Regions from separate parts of the Mus musculus genome. Here region 2 is linked to region 1. The links are chromatin loops, found by intact Hi-C in ENCODE. Cell type or tissue: gastrocnemius. All regions are shown on one strand. Each heading gives the region's core, and the rest is flanking DNA. Links, peaks and the distances in the headings are about the cores only. Region 1 has its middle 470 kb from the start of Nyap2. Region 2 has its middle 160 kb from the start of Mir6344.

Region 1 (8,345 bases), core at 326-8,325:
TTAAAAGGAACTATTGCCTTCATAAAAAACAAAATTCAGGAAAATGTTACACTTCTTTGCTTTCAATGGCTACAAAGGCCATGGATTTGGAAGAATCATTGTATATTTATGAATATTATCTCAATTTGCATATAGATGTGTGTCAGTTATTTAAATGACAGTGGTTTCCACAAATTAAATAGGAATTGAATAGTCAATTCACTAAATCAAAAGTATTATTGGCTATAAATTACATTGATATACTCTTCAACAAAGTAGATAAGAAGGATTTATAACTTTTAAAAGAAAAAGAGAAGCAATTGATTCACTTAAAAACTAATGTCAACACAGCAATCTTTATTGTATGTGGAAAAAGATAAAAATTATAGAAACTGCTGACACTTATATAAATTAGTTGTGTTTACGCTCTAATGGGTGTGGTAAAGTTGAATAGTGCTCACACATAAACATTCATTTCCCCTTCTCAGAGTCCCAGGAGAATTTGGTTCTCTCAGTCTTGTACTGGGTATTGCTAAGCAGTGGATAGGTTAAAGACCAGAGAGAGAGAGAGAGAGAGAGAGAGAGAGAGAGAGAGAGAGAGAGAGAGAGAGGAAAAGAGAAGAGAGAGAGAAACATGACTTAGAAACTCAAGTATTTAAATGAGAGTAAAAGATGCCCCCCCACACACACACACACACAAAGCTCTCAGCTCTATACCCTGTCTAATGGTAACCAGGAGAGGAAAACATGCCAGAGGCAAAGCTATGGTTGGAAGGATCATGAATTACCATGTCATTACATAGAGGACAATCTTAGAAGTTGCTTGGATCCACACAGGCCTTTCCATGACTAAGAAATAAGTCTCCGTGTGATTTTTAACCCACTGAGACGTGTTTCATTACTACCTGATACCTCTTTGCAGCTAAGACTGAGTTAATAAATGTGGTATTTATGATATTTCCAAGTAAAGTCTATCACAAAAGTATCTAGGCTTTTATATAAGCATACATTCATTTTTCTTAAATAAAATCTTATTAGAAGCAGAGGCAAAAACTAAATAGTCAAAAAGGGAACCATGGAGCTAAAATTGGTTCAAAGATAGAAATTTTAATCCTTATGAAGTCAGGAATATGAACACAATGTGCAAGAATTAGTACTTCAGATGTGTTGGCAACAATCTTCTAACCGTATATGGCTATATATGGTGTTTGAGGCTTACCTTCTGCTGCGTCTGTATTCTATAGTAACCAGTAGCTCTAATATACAGAACATTACAGTTAAGTGGGAAATGTGAATAGAAACTAAGGAGATAAAGTTTGAACATCTTATTTCAGGGGGAGGCGCAGGAAATGGCAAAGAGAGACTAAACTCACTCTTTGACAGAAGTCCTTGGGGGGATTTTAATACAATCTGTGTCTTTATGTCAACATTATATTCATTTAAATATTCATCTAAAAATAACAAGTTTTGAAAATTGAAATGACCTTTCCTAAGAATAAAGCATTTTGAAAGATCTGTTTGTTTTTTTTTTAAAGAGATTTTTCTTCATTTAGGAGTCCTTCTACTTGTAAGAGCTCCAGAATGACTACGGAGAGAGGTCAGGAGAGATAGGAATGTTGAGTAGCAAATGTGCTTGTCGCTTGACACTACTGTGTTATGAGATTGATTGGTTTTCTTCATATCTTGTAACATCAGTCCAGTGGAAGGTATGAGGTGGCAATATATGCAGAAGCTCATATCAACTCATGTGGGCATACTCACTGTGTTCCCTCAGCATCTCCTATTAAGTTGAAACATGGATATTTTGAAATGGACTAGAATTCTAGGGAGTAATTTTTTTTAACTTTTTTTGTCTTAAATTTACTGTTGCAATTGCATTGCTACATGTGTATATTTGTCTCTGTTTCTGTGAGGACAGAATAAGAGCAAACATTCTCTCACTCAGCTGTTAGCAGAATACCCCACTTCCGAAGGAGAAGAAGAAGAAGAGGAAGAGGAAGGAGGAGGAGGAGGAGAAGAAGAAGAATAAAGATGCAGTGCCTACAACTTATGCTTAAGCTGAACCTGTGGGTATATTTCATTACACACTAAAGAGGGCATAGGACAGTCAGTGTAACAGTGATATGATGTGAAGTGGTTCAATTTGACATTGATGTCTGTGGAGATGGATCGCAAAAGCTAGGAGCCAAGGAATGTCGATGCCCTTTAAGAGGTAGAAATGGATTCGCTCTGGGGCTCTGCAAAGGAATGCAGCCCTGCTGACACAAGGACTTTGTCCCTGAGAGAGACCATGTCAAATTCTTAACTTTCAAAAACATGAGATAATGAGTTTATTTTTAAGCTACTGGATCAATGCTTGTTTGTTTTAATGGTGTGTAAGAATAATCTGGAAATGGCCCATCAATGTTTGAGAAGGCCCATCAAGGAGCTCAGCCACTGTTTTCATGTAAACGGAGGGGCTTTGAGTGGTAATTTTAATATTAATGAGCTTTGTTCTCCAAACCATAGTATTTGGGGAAACAGAATCTAATTCCTAAGAGAACAAGCTAGGCATTTCTTGGGCTCTGTTTTGCTAAGAAAGAGCACTGTCTGGAACAACAGAAAGAACAATGTTCTCCTTGGAGTCTATCTGTACTCAGTCTCTAACTGAAGAAGAATAAATCACACCAAGCAAGGTTTACTAAATGTCAGACATGAAGTTCACCCTTTGGTTGGATCTGGTCCTAAGCAGAGAAGGTTATTTAATACTGAGGCAGACTTTAAATTTGTCAACCCAATCAGGGAGGACTTTGATGCGGGGCTTCTTGCTTTGCAGGCTCTGGTTGACGACAGATTTTTAATTTATGCATATACTTAGTTTCTTGGTACTTTTAAAAATCCTGGTTCTGCCTATGTGCGCATCCTTTGTATGGTGATGTGGTAGTCCAGACCTGTGAGAAAGCTCCACAATCACTTGCTTCCCCTCCCTGCTCCACTATTGCATTAAGTTTCATGTTTACAACATTCTAACTCTGTGTTAAGAAAAACAACCCTGGTCACCAAAGCTTATGGAGCCTTCTACATTTCCCAAGGTGATAGTCATGAAGAAGGCAGGCACTGAAACCAAACATTCTAACACTTACTTTATGAAGTAGGGCCATTCATCTACCTGGGTATGAGAATAGTTTATTTAGAGCAAAAGTCACCGGAGGAAATCCAAACCCTTAGAAAGGGCTGTGGAGGCACATCTTTTTCAGGCCACCTAAAGCTCTAGTTGGGGGAGGAGCAAGATGAACATAGCACAATAAAGTGAGAGGACTAATGAAGAAGTTCAGAGGATACCGAAAAAGTTTGGGAACTGTTAAATGACAATCACTAGGATTTCTTATAGAACTTTAATCAGTTCATCCTTTGACACTGAAGTCATTCAAAAGTTGCTAATTGGAATTTGAAGGGGTCATTAAGCCCTTACTTCTGGTTTTATTTAATGGACAGTCTATTAAATTAGGATCTAGAAATATCTCATTGCAAGGACCGGGAAATGGCCTAGTACATAAAAGCACCTGCCACCCAACTTGATGAACTGAGTTCAATTCACCAATGCTTCATGATAGAAAAAGAGAATCAATTCCAAACAGCTAAGCTATCCTCTCTCTCTCTCTCTCTCTCTCTCCCTCTCTCTCTCTCTCTCTCTCCTCTCTCTCTCCTCTCTCTCTCTCTCTCACACACACACACAAACACATAGTTTAAATAAATAAATGTAATTTTTAAAAAATATCTGAATGTATAGTATAAAATCCACAATGATGATTAAATGAGGTCAGAATATATTTTAATCATAATTGAAATAAGGCTTTAATGTTACAGCAGCTATATACTTAGTTGCTTTTTTTGCCTAGGGGTGGCTGAGAAAGGGGCAACTGAACTGAGACTCAGGAATGGAAATATCATCACACAATACTGCCACTAGAATGGGTTAGACTTTGGCAATTATTCTACGTCTAGATCTTAGTCTCCATGAGTTCAAAGGCAAATACTAAATTTTGCTCTGCCAGCCAGTAAGAAATTTCACAACCTGCTGTAGCTTTTTGTGTGGTCAACTGAGATACAAGCACAAACACCAAATGCACAGAATTTATAGTCTAATTTCCCTCATGAATAAATGACACATGTGTCTGCTATAAATCATTGCAATATGTGAAGGCAGTTTAATACCTGCAATTATGTGCTCTTTACCTGTATGCTACTTAGTAGTTTTAAAATTAAGTTTAGTATGATTAAAAGCAATTAGAAAATTAATTTTAAACGAACAAATAATCCAACTATGGTTAAGCATACAGTTAAAATTTTAAGAAGTAATTTTCATGTGAAGACAAATTAAAATACTCTTAGTAGTTTCAATCATAAATTGAAAAAAAATTAAAGTCAATTAAATTATGCTCTAAAAGCCTGCATTGAATAATACATACTGTGTGGGGTAACCATGGCTCTCTTCATGGTGCCCTCTAGATGTTCCCATGTAATACTCAGAATATAAGACCAGATTTGAAGTGAAGCAGAAACTTGTTCCAGAAAACATTGATCTGTTGTATCGTTTTATTAGTTTCTTTTGTGTTTCTCTTTGTATTTGGTCATTTATTTTAATGCCAAAGATCGAACCCAGGGCTTCCTGCACACACAGTCTATCTCTGGGCTGTATCTCCAACTGAAACTACACATTTTTAAATACTGACATAGAAAAAAAGCAAAGTTAACCCTGGATGAGAATTAGAGAAAAGAGATTGGTTTTGTTAATGTCCCCAGCTAAACACAGTTGTAAGCATGACCCTATCAGAATAGCTTCTGTTCTCTATTTTCATTCCCTGCTTTCTCTATATTTCTCCTTCTAATGCTATCCTTTCTCAGAGGCTATTTCTCATTAACAAGTGATGCGTTCCCCTCAAGCTTTGGAAACTACCTCCCATTAATCCTTCCATGCATCTTCTGATGCTCTGTATTACAACTTTTACAATTGAAGCTGAGAAACCCAAACGTAGATAAGATGAACCATAAGGGAAAAAAGCCAAAGGGCTGCCTCAAGCAGAAGGCAGGCTTTTTCTAAGTTTGTGGAATCAAATCATACTTGGTTCCTTGTTCCTTGTGTTCTCTTTCATTTAATTCCACAGGCCTGTGCCTGTTTTGGTGTAATTATCTACTCTCTTGATACATGGACTAGACTTTGGAAATAATCTATAAAGTTAAATTTCAAAAGTGAGTTTAGTCACTTCCAACAGGCATTTGAAGATGAACACCACCTTCCTTTGGTTCATGCATATTTTGGTCTTACAAACTATAATATTCTATATGTTTCAGTAGTGGAAGAGGTACAAAATACTGAAGCCTACAGCACAGTGCCCTGGCTGAAACTTCTAAAATTATATGAAGATATTCAGAGAAGGAAGACAGAAAATTATTCTTACAAAAACATTTTGAGACAAAAAATTGTATTTATATTCGTACAAGTGTGCTTAGACGCTTCCAAAATGATTCAAAGATGAAAGAATCTTTTCATATTAATTGACAACTAAGGATGTGAGGTAGCATTAGACTACAACTGCCATATTTGATCTCCTCCTGTGTGATTAGAACAAACTCATAACTATCACTGGAATAATGGCTACAGTTTTGTGTCTGTCATATACCCCTCCTCTTTAAGAGTTTTGTTGCTTATTTGGGAACCACTTCATCCATTGCACTAGGCATCTTATAGAGCATACCTGATATCATAAAATCTCATCCCCACCCACCTCTGAACTGATACTTTCTGAGTCTACTTTGCCCTCTCTGCTCCTTTATATTCAACATTGTCTGCTCCGTCATACTATCATTCCTAGAACTGCATGATCACTCTCCCACATATTTAAGGGTTTTGATAAAACAATGTCCTTTCGGGGAGGATGATAGCAATAATTCTATGCAAAAGAAGCCAAGGAATAGGTGCTCTCTATTAATTAGCCACTCTAATGTTTTATGGTACTTATCAATACTCAGCAACCTGTCATGCTGTGTTTCTTCCTTTTCTTTCTTTACCTGTGGGTTTCAGGACAAGAACTGATTTGCTTAATGCCACATTTCAGCACCCAGGACAGTGCCTGGCCTATTGTCCTTACATAATAAATCGCTGTTAAGAATGAACTAAGAAATAGTCTTGGGTCCAATGCAGACTTGTGACCCCAAGCTGTGTGTATCACAATACTGTTACAGTGCTGGTCAGACAAAGCATGCAAGGTGATTCGCTAATGACAGAACCAGTAAACCTGATTTGCTGTTTGTTTTTTTGTTTTGTTTTGTTTCTTTGCTTGTTTGTTTTATTTTACTTGGTATTTATTTCTAGTACCTAAAATTGCTACTGTTCAGAAAGCTTCTAGGTTGTTTTTTGATGTTGTTATTGTTGATGATATTGTTGCTGTTTTATAATAAGTATTGAGTGCACTGCAAACTGTACTTGATAAATATTGAATTTTTAAAAAATACAATCGTGAAAACTTTTATTTATCTTATTTGAAGTTTGTCAATTTGAAAAATGTCAAATAGATAGTAGTCTGACTACTTTTTTCATTGATCCATGTACTTAATGAGTAATTATAGTTGAGAACCTATATAATATATCTGTCATCAATTCAGCATTTATTCTGTAGCCAACATGTTTATCCACATTTCAACAGATCCAGAGAACCTCAGAACTGAACAGTCAGGCCTTAGCCACTTATTCTAGAATTTTGGATACTAATACGCAATAGAAAGTCATGTGTGGTCTGGTTTACGTAAGTTTTGTCCTTTGCCCATTAAATTTTAGTATTTACATATTCACAAATAGACGTGCAGCTGTGAACCTGAGACCAAATTAGCAGTTGGTGGTGACTAAAGATTCCATAGCAGGTGCAGCCCTTAAATTATCTTGTCTCACATTCCGCATGAGGCAACAAGAGCAATATCCAGGCCACATTCTGTCACCAGAGTCTGACACAAGCAAAGGCTCACATCCAATGTAGAAGGTCATGCCCAGTGGCAGAAAATTGGTGGCTTAAACACTACTAGTGAGATACTTTGACTCACATGAGAATAAGTTTTCAATCACGATAGCAATAATGTTGATGTAATAATTTCACTGGTTACGTTGCGTCTGTGTTTAAAATGTAAATGACATGTTCTTTCACCAGAAAGGGTTATATAGTGTCCCAAAACAGTATTCAGAGACATAGATCAGAAATTGCTAATCTTACCAAATGTATGTGTGGATGTGTGAGGCATAACATGGCATCTTAGTCACCTTGCCTTCAATAACTTATTTAGAAAAGCTATAGGGAATGATGAGACAGAGACAGCAGAGAGGCGGGAGAAGGAGAAGGAGAGAGAGAAGCAATTTTAAGTATAGTAGCAGCATCGTTATAAAGCCTATGGCCATATATATGGAAGTTACAATGTGAGTAATTGTATATACAATTTAAAGACTTCTCCATCCACTACTTAATCCTCATACCACTTCTTAGAAACAAGATACAATATAATAACTACTTCTATTATAGAATTGTGGGTATGAAGTACATAGAGCAATAGAAATATGTTGAAGGTTAGTATTTATTGAACTTCACAAAGAATCATGAGAACTTATTTCGAATGAGTTCAGAATTGTCTATGTTCTAATCAGCAACATGGTTATTCATTCATTGAACATGTTAAGTTTCTGATATGTCTCAAAATCAACCTGGACTTCATACAGAAGCATACGGTAAAGTCATGGCCTCATTGTCAACAGGAGGATGAGACTATTCCCTCTTGAAGAACTAACCAGAGCCATAGGCAATGAGTGAGAAGAAGTCTTTTCGGTAAGTTGCTAGGAAATGGCTTTCAGATGAAGTGTTTTAGGTGACATTGCCTATACTGGTAATCAGCCAGACATACAGAAAACTGTCTAAGGTTTATTAAATAGTGAGTTTTTTCTCTTGTGTGCTTAATCAAAAGGAAAGGGAAATTTAGTAAGAGTGGATTAGACCAAAGAGAGGATGAGGTTAAAGAATCAGACAAGAGATTCAGACCCAGAGGAAACCTACAGGTAGGGATTTCTGTCCACCCTGGACAAGCACTGGAGGCTTAACATCACCATATGGCATTCACATGACTTAGAAAATGGTGTGGCCTGTTACATAATGTAAACATCCTCTATTTTTCTTTAATTACTGTCTACAGGTACTACACACCTGACAATCAATAACTACTGTGGGAATATATGGTCCACTCCCAGGAGCAGTGTTTACAGAGATATAATTTGACATTTTTTAATACAATGGATATGTACTTATAGAAATATAAATGAAAAATTATATGACAGGACACAGAAAATGAAGCAC
Region 2 (8,345 bases), core at 160-8,159, 430 kb after region 1:
TGAAATAAAATATGATACTAGAAATCAAGAAAGGGATGTGATATCATACAGTTATTATTGAAATCAAGCTTATTACTAGAGGGACAGTTGCTGTGAAAGAGAAACCCAGGCTAACAGTCCAATTTCCACCCATCTCCAAAGTTTATTGGCATATTTGCAGACTGAAGAAAACATGATACATTTGGTCCGATGTTTAATCAGGGCCTGAAAACTTAGCAAAAAGTGAATGAAAATTTTATTTCTACACAAAAAATTATTGGCAATGTAAAATGTCTTTGAACTTAATTTTATCTCTGTCATCCATAGTTTCTAGGTCTTAACTTCTGTGTGTCTAGTTTCTTTCTTCTCCTCTTTCTTTCTTTCTTTCTTTCTTTCTTTCTTTCTTTCTTTCTTTCTTTCTTCCTTTCTTCTTCCTTTCTTTCTTTCTTCCTTTCTTCCTTTCTTCCTTTCTTCCTTTCTTCCTTTCTTCCTTTCTTCCTTTCTTCCTTTCCTTTCCTTCCTTCCTTCCTTCCTTCCTTCCTTCCTTCCTTCCTTCCTTCCTCCCCTCCCCTCCCTTCCCTTCCCTTCCCTTCCTTTCCCCCCTTCCCCCTTCCCCCTTCCTCCTCCTCCTCCTCCTCATTCTTTTTCTTCCTCAACTTTTGATTTTAGGCTATATTTATATACACTTAAATATATAACAATAATAATTAAATAAATCAAGGCCATGAATTTGAAGGGAGCATGGGAAGAATTGGATGGAGTACAAGAAGGAATAAAATGATGTGATTCAATTTCTTTCAACCTATAATGTTTTTTAATTTTAATTTTTATTTTCCTTTTAATTGAAAATAGATTCTTTGCTCATACAATATATCCTGATTATAGTTTCCTTCTACTCCTCCCAAGATCTCCATAACTCCTTTTCCTTTCTGTCTCTCATTAGAAAAGAATAGGCTTCTAAGAGAAAACAACAAAACACAACAAAATATAATCACATACAACAGAAATCATCACATTGAAGTTAGACAAGACAAACTAACAGAAGGCAAAAAGTCCTATAAGAAGGCACACGAATCAGAGACCCATTCATTCACACACACACACACACACACACACACACACACACACACACACACACAAATTCTAAACCAATGTCCCATAAAAAATACTAAACTGAAAGCTATAATATATATATGCAGAGGACCTGGTGGAGGTCAATGCATGCCGTGGTAGTCTCTATGAGCTTTGTTCAGTTGTCTAGAGGCCCATATTCTCCTGGTATCCTCCATTCTCTCTGGCTCTTAAACTCTTTCTGCCTCCTCTTCCACAGGATTCCTTGAGCTTTGAGGAAAAGGATTTGATAAAGACATCCCATTCAGAGCTGTTGTTCCACGCTATCTGTCTCTGTCTCTCTGTCTCTTCTTTCTCTGCCTCTCTATCTGTCTCCTTGTCTTTCTATCTCTCTGTGTGTGTATAATTTCTGGCTACGGGTCTGCTGCAGAGTGAAACTTCTCTAATGATGGCTGAATAAGGAACTAATGTATGAGTATAGAAGAGTACCATTCAGAGACATTTTATCACTACTTTTTTTTAGACTATTAGACTAGTGGCATTTAGTTTTATACTGTATGTCCCTGGTCTATCTGGTCTCTGATTCTTGGTCATTCAAGCAGTGTCAGGAATGCTTCTATCACTGGAGTGATGGCCTTAAGAGAGATCAGACATTGGTTCTTCTTCAACCTGCCATCTATACAACTACCTATTGATAAATTAAAACAATGAACTGTCCCATGGGTGTCAAAGAGAGGAATCTTCCAAACAGTATCTTTAGTAAAATAAAACAAAACAGACAAACAACAGCAACAATAAACAATAGAAACATAAGCACCTTACAATCACTGGATGCTTCCTTTACTAACCGTCCAGACAAGCTTCCAGTTCCACAGCCAAGCAGTCCCTCCTCCCCGTCTTCAGCACCTAAGAACACTTTCTGCAGGGAGACATTTCAGGAAGATTGGTTCCTACTTCGGCAGCTGCCAGATGCTGAAGTGCCTGTGAGGCTGGTGTGAACTGGCAGAGGAAATAATCTAGCCCAGCTTCTAGCATCATATTCTCTACTTTGAGGAAAAAAAAAAAAAGGTGTGTGGGGGGGTAAGATCAGGGAGGGAATCACTTCTCGGCCTTTTGGCTAAGATCAAGTGAAGATCAGGGAGGGATGGAGTTTTGGAAATACCTTTCTTCCTAGAGACATCTTCCACCCAAGAACAGGTTCTATTTTCTAACCTGCCCTGTCAAAGGACTTACTACTCAAGGTAATAGAAATACTGGTGGTATTTCACCTTTATCCAAATCTCTGCCTGCTAAAAACCAGTGTTATAAGAAAACAATCCATTAGCCAAGGATGTCAACTCAAGCCACTGCCACCCCTACACATGTCTTGTGTTCCCAGCTGAGGTTTTCAACAGGACTGGCTCACAGCTCTATTCTTCCCTCTGCCTCATCTGAAGCGTCACCATCCCTTCCACAGGTTCATCTCAGTAACCTTCCCTGATAAATATTTTGCCTCTTAATCTTATAGAAATTGGTCTGTGGAGAAAGCAAACTCAGCATATAGAGTTCTGGTCATTTGCTATCAATTATGGCCTGGCACCTAGGCTGTGCCTTGAAAAAGGTGATAATCTCAATAGTTATTTGTGTTGCTAATTCTTGCATGGAATGCAGACCATAAAAGTGAGCATGTTTCAAATCAATACAGGAACCTTGATTTTTTTTTTTTTTTTTTTTAGTTAGTCTGGTTAGTATGAGAAGAGTTTTGTTTGTTTATTTGTTTGTTTGTTTTCCCTAAACATATTTTATAAATCACAAGGACATCCTTTATTTTTATTAATTAATTATTTTATTTATTTACATCCCAAATGTTGACCCCTGTCCTCCCATTCTGTCTCCCAGAATTCTTTTCCCCATCTCCCATCCCCTTCCCCTCTGCCATACTCTTCCTCTCCATGGAGTTGCTTCCTGGGTCTCTGGGAAACCAGGAAACTCAATGACACCTAACCCATTTTCATTTACATATTTGGAAAGACTAGTTAAAAGAAAGGTTCTGCCTTCTCTCTAGTCTGTTTTTCCAATGGACCTGGTTGGACATCACAGCATCTGGTTACTTCAGTAAGAGGACCAAACTGGATTAGCAGCCTTCCTTCTTCCACCAGTAACATAGAAAATGATTCACTGACAACATTCTTTTTCCTGTTCCCATGGGGTGGGGGTGGGGGCAGGTTTTACCAGTGTTCTAGATCTTCCTATTGATGTGATAAAACACCATGGGTAAATCAACTTTGGAAGGAAATGGTTTATTAGTCAACAGTTTATAATTTATGCTGAAAAGAAGTCAAGGCAGGAACTAAGTGGAGAAAATGAAGCAGAGAAAACAGAGGACAACTATTATATTGGGTTGTTCTCCATGGCTCATTGAGCCTGAATTCTTATGTGATCCAGTGTCTCCTTCCCAGAGAAGGCACTGCCCACAGTGGGCTGGGCCCTCTACCTCATTCATCTAACAAACAAAATTAGCCACAAGATTGTTTTTGGCTTCCTACAGGCCAGTCCAATGGAGGCATCTTCTCAACTCTGGTTCCTTTTTCCCAATGACCCTAGCTTGCATAAAGTTGACAAAAAGCCAACTAGCACACAGAGACAGCCACCTAATTAATAAGAATACCATTGATCAGCACCATTAGAGACTGAGCAGGTAGCCTATGTCAGAACCTACCAATAAGTCAACCCATTTCCAAAACCCACTTATATTCCCCATCCATTGCTTAGAAACAAAGACCCACTGCTAGCTTGTCTTAACAACTTAAAACACACATTCAGCATCATCTCACAGTTTTTGTTAATGAGGACTCTGTGTGGCTTAGCTCTTTCCCTACGCCAAGGTTTTTTTGTAAGGCTTCCATGAAGCTGTGAGCCTGGGAAAACTTTTCCTCTAGTGGTTCAACTACAGAAAAACCTATCTCTAATGTCCTATGATTATTGAGTCCCTTTCTTGGGGAATAGAGGGCTACAGTTCTCTCACCGTATTGTTGACAGGAGCTGCCTTCAATTTCTTGCCTCTCAAATGTCTCTGCACCCCAGCTCCTTCAAATTCATCAGAAAGAGAGAGTAAGTGGAGAGTTTGTTGGCAAATTGGAAGCTACAGTCTCGTGTGACATAATCACAGAAATGATATCCCAGCACAGCTGTCACGATCTATTAGTTAGAAGCGAATTATAAAGTCTTTCCCACACTCTGGGGAGGGGATTACACAGGGACCACCAGGGGGTTCATATCACCGAGAGCCATGTCAAAAGCTGCCTTTCCACATTGCCATGGTATGAATCTAGACTATTCTCCATGAATTCATTTTTTTTCTCAATGCTCTGTCTGCAGCTTGTGACACTCACATTTGAAGCTGTGATACCTTTAGGAAGTAGGCACTAGCTGGATAAAGGTTAACCAGTTGTTTAGGATGGGTGTTTGGAGGTATAACCCCTAGACACACAAACACACACACACACACACACACACACACACACACACACTGCATCCTGTCCTGGTAATGTGAATAGGAGTTCATCAAACACTCCTGCTACCATTAGTAGGCCTGCTTCATCAGCCCAGCCATATTGGACTGTGACTCTTCAAAACTGTTGAACCAAAATAAGTTCATAAAGTTGTTTCCCTCAGATATTTGTCACAGTAATGAGAAGAGTAACCGATACAGTCCCCAGCAAATTACTCCAAGTTCCCCTCCACTTTCAGTTCTAATATGAGAAAGGAGGGGTACTATTTATTGAGCTCCCTTAGATAGCTGAGGCTCACCCCTGAGATTATTCAGTGCATAGCTGGGCTATCTGTCAACAGAATTAAATCCCTGGTTAATGCTTGAGTGGTTTCTCTGTGCTCTGACACAGTGTGAGGCAGAATCTTGCTAAGGCTATTAACCTTACCCTGCAGTCAATCTTCACTTCACCTTTCCTTGGGGAAACCTGAGAGAATTCACCCCATGTCCTCATCCAAGCCAATGATCTCACATAGCCACATGCTAAGGCCAAATGTATACTTGTCATGCCAACTCTCAGGAGACAGAAATACTGAAGACTCATGTGACGCTGGGCAGGTGGCACTGGAGACTATGTGGCGCCCAAGTCCAAACTGTGTCTTGGTCACGAAGGAGCACTGAGAAGTGTGCCATGTACTTATCACCATGCAGGTCTTGTTCATAAGGAAGAGCATCCAGAGGATAAGATGGCTGAATTACACAACCCCTTCTATGCTCAGGAAGCAGTCTCAAGTGCTGTGCGTAATATAGTGACATTTACACCCTGCAAAAAGACTCCAAAGCTAATTTGGAAGCAGTGAAGTATCACTTGGAACATTTGTCTTACCATCCAAGGCATTGAAATTAATAATAGGCTCCTATAAAATAAGAGCTAATTGTGGATAGATTAACATGTCACCAGGACAGGTACACAGCCAAATATGTAGAATGTTTTATAGAAATATGTTTGGCTGTTTGGTTGCTAAGTTTGTATTTCCTGTTACTATTTTCATTTGGTTACTAACAGCTTTATTGATTTGGGGATAATTTACCAACGTTATAATGCCTATGGTTGTTCCATAAGAATTATAGATCAAAAAGGAAATAATTGGTAGAACACAAATGTTTTCATTGAGATCATTTTCAAGAGGACCAAAATGAGAACTCAGCCAGCATCTAAAATGAAGAACTACACTGTATGAGCCTTGAGCTGCATTGGAGCAGCAGACAAGAAGGTATGAAAATGGACTCAAGAGGAACGTCATGCAGCTTAGACTAGATCATTGCCTAGTCAGTGACTATGTACCTTCTAGCACACAAATCATTCCTCTGGCAAGTTCTAGACATTTCTAGAAGAATTATCTGTGGCAATGTATTCAATAGAGTTAAACTTTCTGTATTCGGGTTGAGTTGACCAGTAGCTGCTTCTAGGAGTATGAAAGTAAACACTTCAGGCCGTACAATCGCTGTGCTGCCTGCTGTGCTGATTCACTACTGACGAGTAGGTACTAAGAGTGTGCAAAGCATTAATGAGCCTGAAATCCCGACATTTTTTCAAATATAATAGGAATATGCTCGTGTTGCTGTATCTGCCAACACAAGTAGAGATTTGTTAGTCAAAGTGTGGTCTGAGCAACGGTAGCTTCTTCACTGCCCGCAGTTTATCTTCTGCTTGCTGGTTTGCTTGGCTTGTGAGAATGCAGAATCATGGATGTAAGCATTATCTATATTTAACAAAACTCCCAGGTAATTTGCCCTCACATCAGAATCTGGGGAGGGCGGGAGGGGGCAGGGTTCTGCCCCTAAATATTTCTTTATAAACCTAATTAGTAAGTACAAAGAAATAAAATTGCAATAGTAGTATCTGCCTGTCTCTTTGTCTCTGTCTCTCTCTGTCTCTCTCTGTCTCTGTCTGTCTCTGTCTGTCTCTCTCTGTCTCTGTCTGTCTCTGTCTCTGTCTCTGTCTCTGTCTCTGTCTCTCTCTCTCTGTCTCTCTCTCTCTCTCTCTCTCTCTCTGTGTGTGTGTGTGTGTGTGTGTGTGTTCAGTAGAGATACTACAGATTACAATATTATTCAGATAATCTTCCAGGGAAGATTTCAAGGCAGAGGGAAAGCCCTAGAACTAAATTTACTGCAGCCCTCTAAAGTGGGACTCATTTTACTGAGATCTTTCTTTCCATGAGAGATAGCTTTACCCTTAAGCTCTGAACATATTAGGGAGACGATTTATTACCAACCCCAGAAAGGGCCTTCATGTTAAACGAAATAACTCTGCTGAAGCTCTAGTTGATGTTAAACTGGTTTGTGTATTAATTCCATGGTTATAAATAAAATTTCAAGAGCATATCCCTCAGAAAGAATGTATAAAATCTGCACTAGGCTAATAGATATAACACCAGTTTAGAGTGAGCATCTGGAAGCTGGTACCCATGCAGTATTTTATGTGAGGCAGATTCTGAATTGAGACAGTAGCCTGCCCACATATACTATTCTATAGAGTAGTATTCTTTGCTTACACAGATTTTAGATTCTAGGAATATGTGACACATGCATTACAAAGATCTGGGTGCCTGTACCTGGTACCCACACTTATATCTTTTATATAATCACTTCTACTATAACCTAAATCATCCATGGCAGGAAAACCAAGGTATACCTTTCGTTGTGGACATTTTTGTGTCTGTTTACTTTCAAGACTGGCATATATGCCCTCCTTTCCAATATTAACAATAAAATTTTATATGTGGGTTTACCTTCCACTTAACTGCTAAACAAAATGCATCCAGAGAATGCTACTTCCTCTCCAGGATGGAAAAAAGAAAAGCTAACCATGAACCCAGGAATAGTGAGAAGTTCATAGAATCAGTCATAGGTTGGTCAAACACAAACTGAAATACAGATGGTGACTGGTTGAAATTCTAGGGAAAAGATTGCTATTTGTTTATTCAGACTTGGAATTTAAAGTGTAGAGTTGGGATAGCCATTTTGAAACCACAAAGAGATGGCCTGAATAGAAAGAATCTTAGTAGATCTTCAGTTTAGTGATTGAAAAGGCATGCCCAGGTTCATATGCCTCTCAGAACATCAACCACAAGCCTTACCTGAAGACAGGCATCAACTGTGCATTCCAGAAGGTAAAAAAAATAGTTCCTTCTGTCCAGGAAAGCAGACCCTCCACATGCTTCTTAGAACCAACCGAGTGTTCACAAATGAATTTATTCTTACATGAGTATTCCAAGAGAAAGGGAGAAATATTGGTTTAAATACTGTAAAATAAAGAAGTGATAAAAAGTTCAGAGTACAAAATGGCATCAAATTAGGCGTAAATACTCCTCAGAAGTCCATACTTCCTTCTTTCTTCTTTCTCTACTACATGCCAATTTTTGTAGATATACATAGAGCTCAGAAATAAACATAGCTGTTATCTCTGTAGTCAATAAAAATGTTATCATCTCTGACCATAACATTATCCATTATTTAAATAAAAAGTCAAAATATTTCCAAACATAGCATTTAAATATTCACTCTATTTTACAGATATACTAAGACTAGGCTTTAAAAAAAAAAAGGAAGCTATATCATGCCTTCTTAAATAACTTCCTCTATTTAAAAATCTTATTTCTATAGATAAAAATGTGGGAACAGAGTAAATGAAGGGGAAAAGTAAGTAAGTTCCTCTATGATGCCTGCAATGAGAATATAGTATTAGTAGTGACTTCAGTCATTCTAGAGACTTGTGAAGGTCTGTGTCTTCATCATGAGTATGATAATGTTGGGAACCAAGACT

The links. Peaks named below come from ENCODE experiments on the same cell type or tissue, not always from the same donor. Only the 100,000 strongest peaks of a DNase experiment are listed, where the experiment ranks them.
Region 2: a loop joins it to region 1, with 4 times the contacts of the local background. A loop is called at or near these places in 2 of 42 quality-filtered maps.

What each region holds. Positions count from the first base shown.
Region 1 is chr1:81,543,016-81,551,360 of GRCm38, forward strand. No RefSeq gene overlaps it. Among named protein-coding and RNA genes, the nearest start is that of Nyap2, 470 kb to the left of the region's middle. In gastrocnemius, for the core only: no CTCF peak of the experiment used is centred there; no DNase peak of the experiment used is centred there; H3K27ac peaks cover 4,047 bases.
Region 2 is chr1:81,968,543-81,976,887 of GRCm38, forward strand. No RefSeq gene overlaps it. Among named protein-coding and RNA genes, the nearest start is that of Mir6344, 160 kb to the right of the region's middle. In gastrocnemius, for the core only: no CTCF peak of the experiment used is centred there; no DNase peak of the experiment used is centred there; H3K4me3 peaks cover 199 bases; H3K27ac peaks cover 2,875 bases.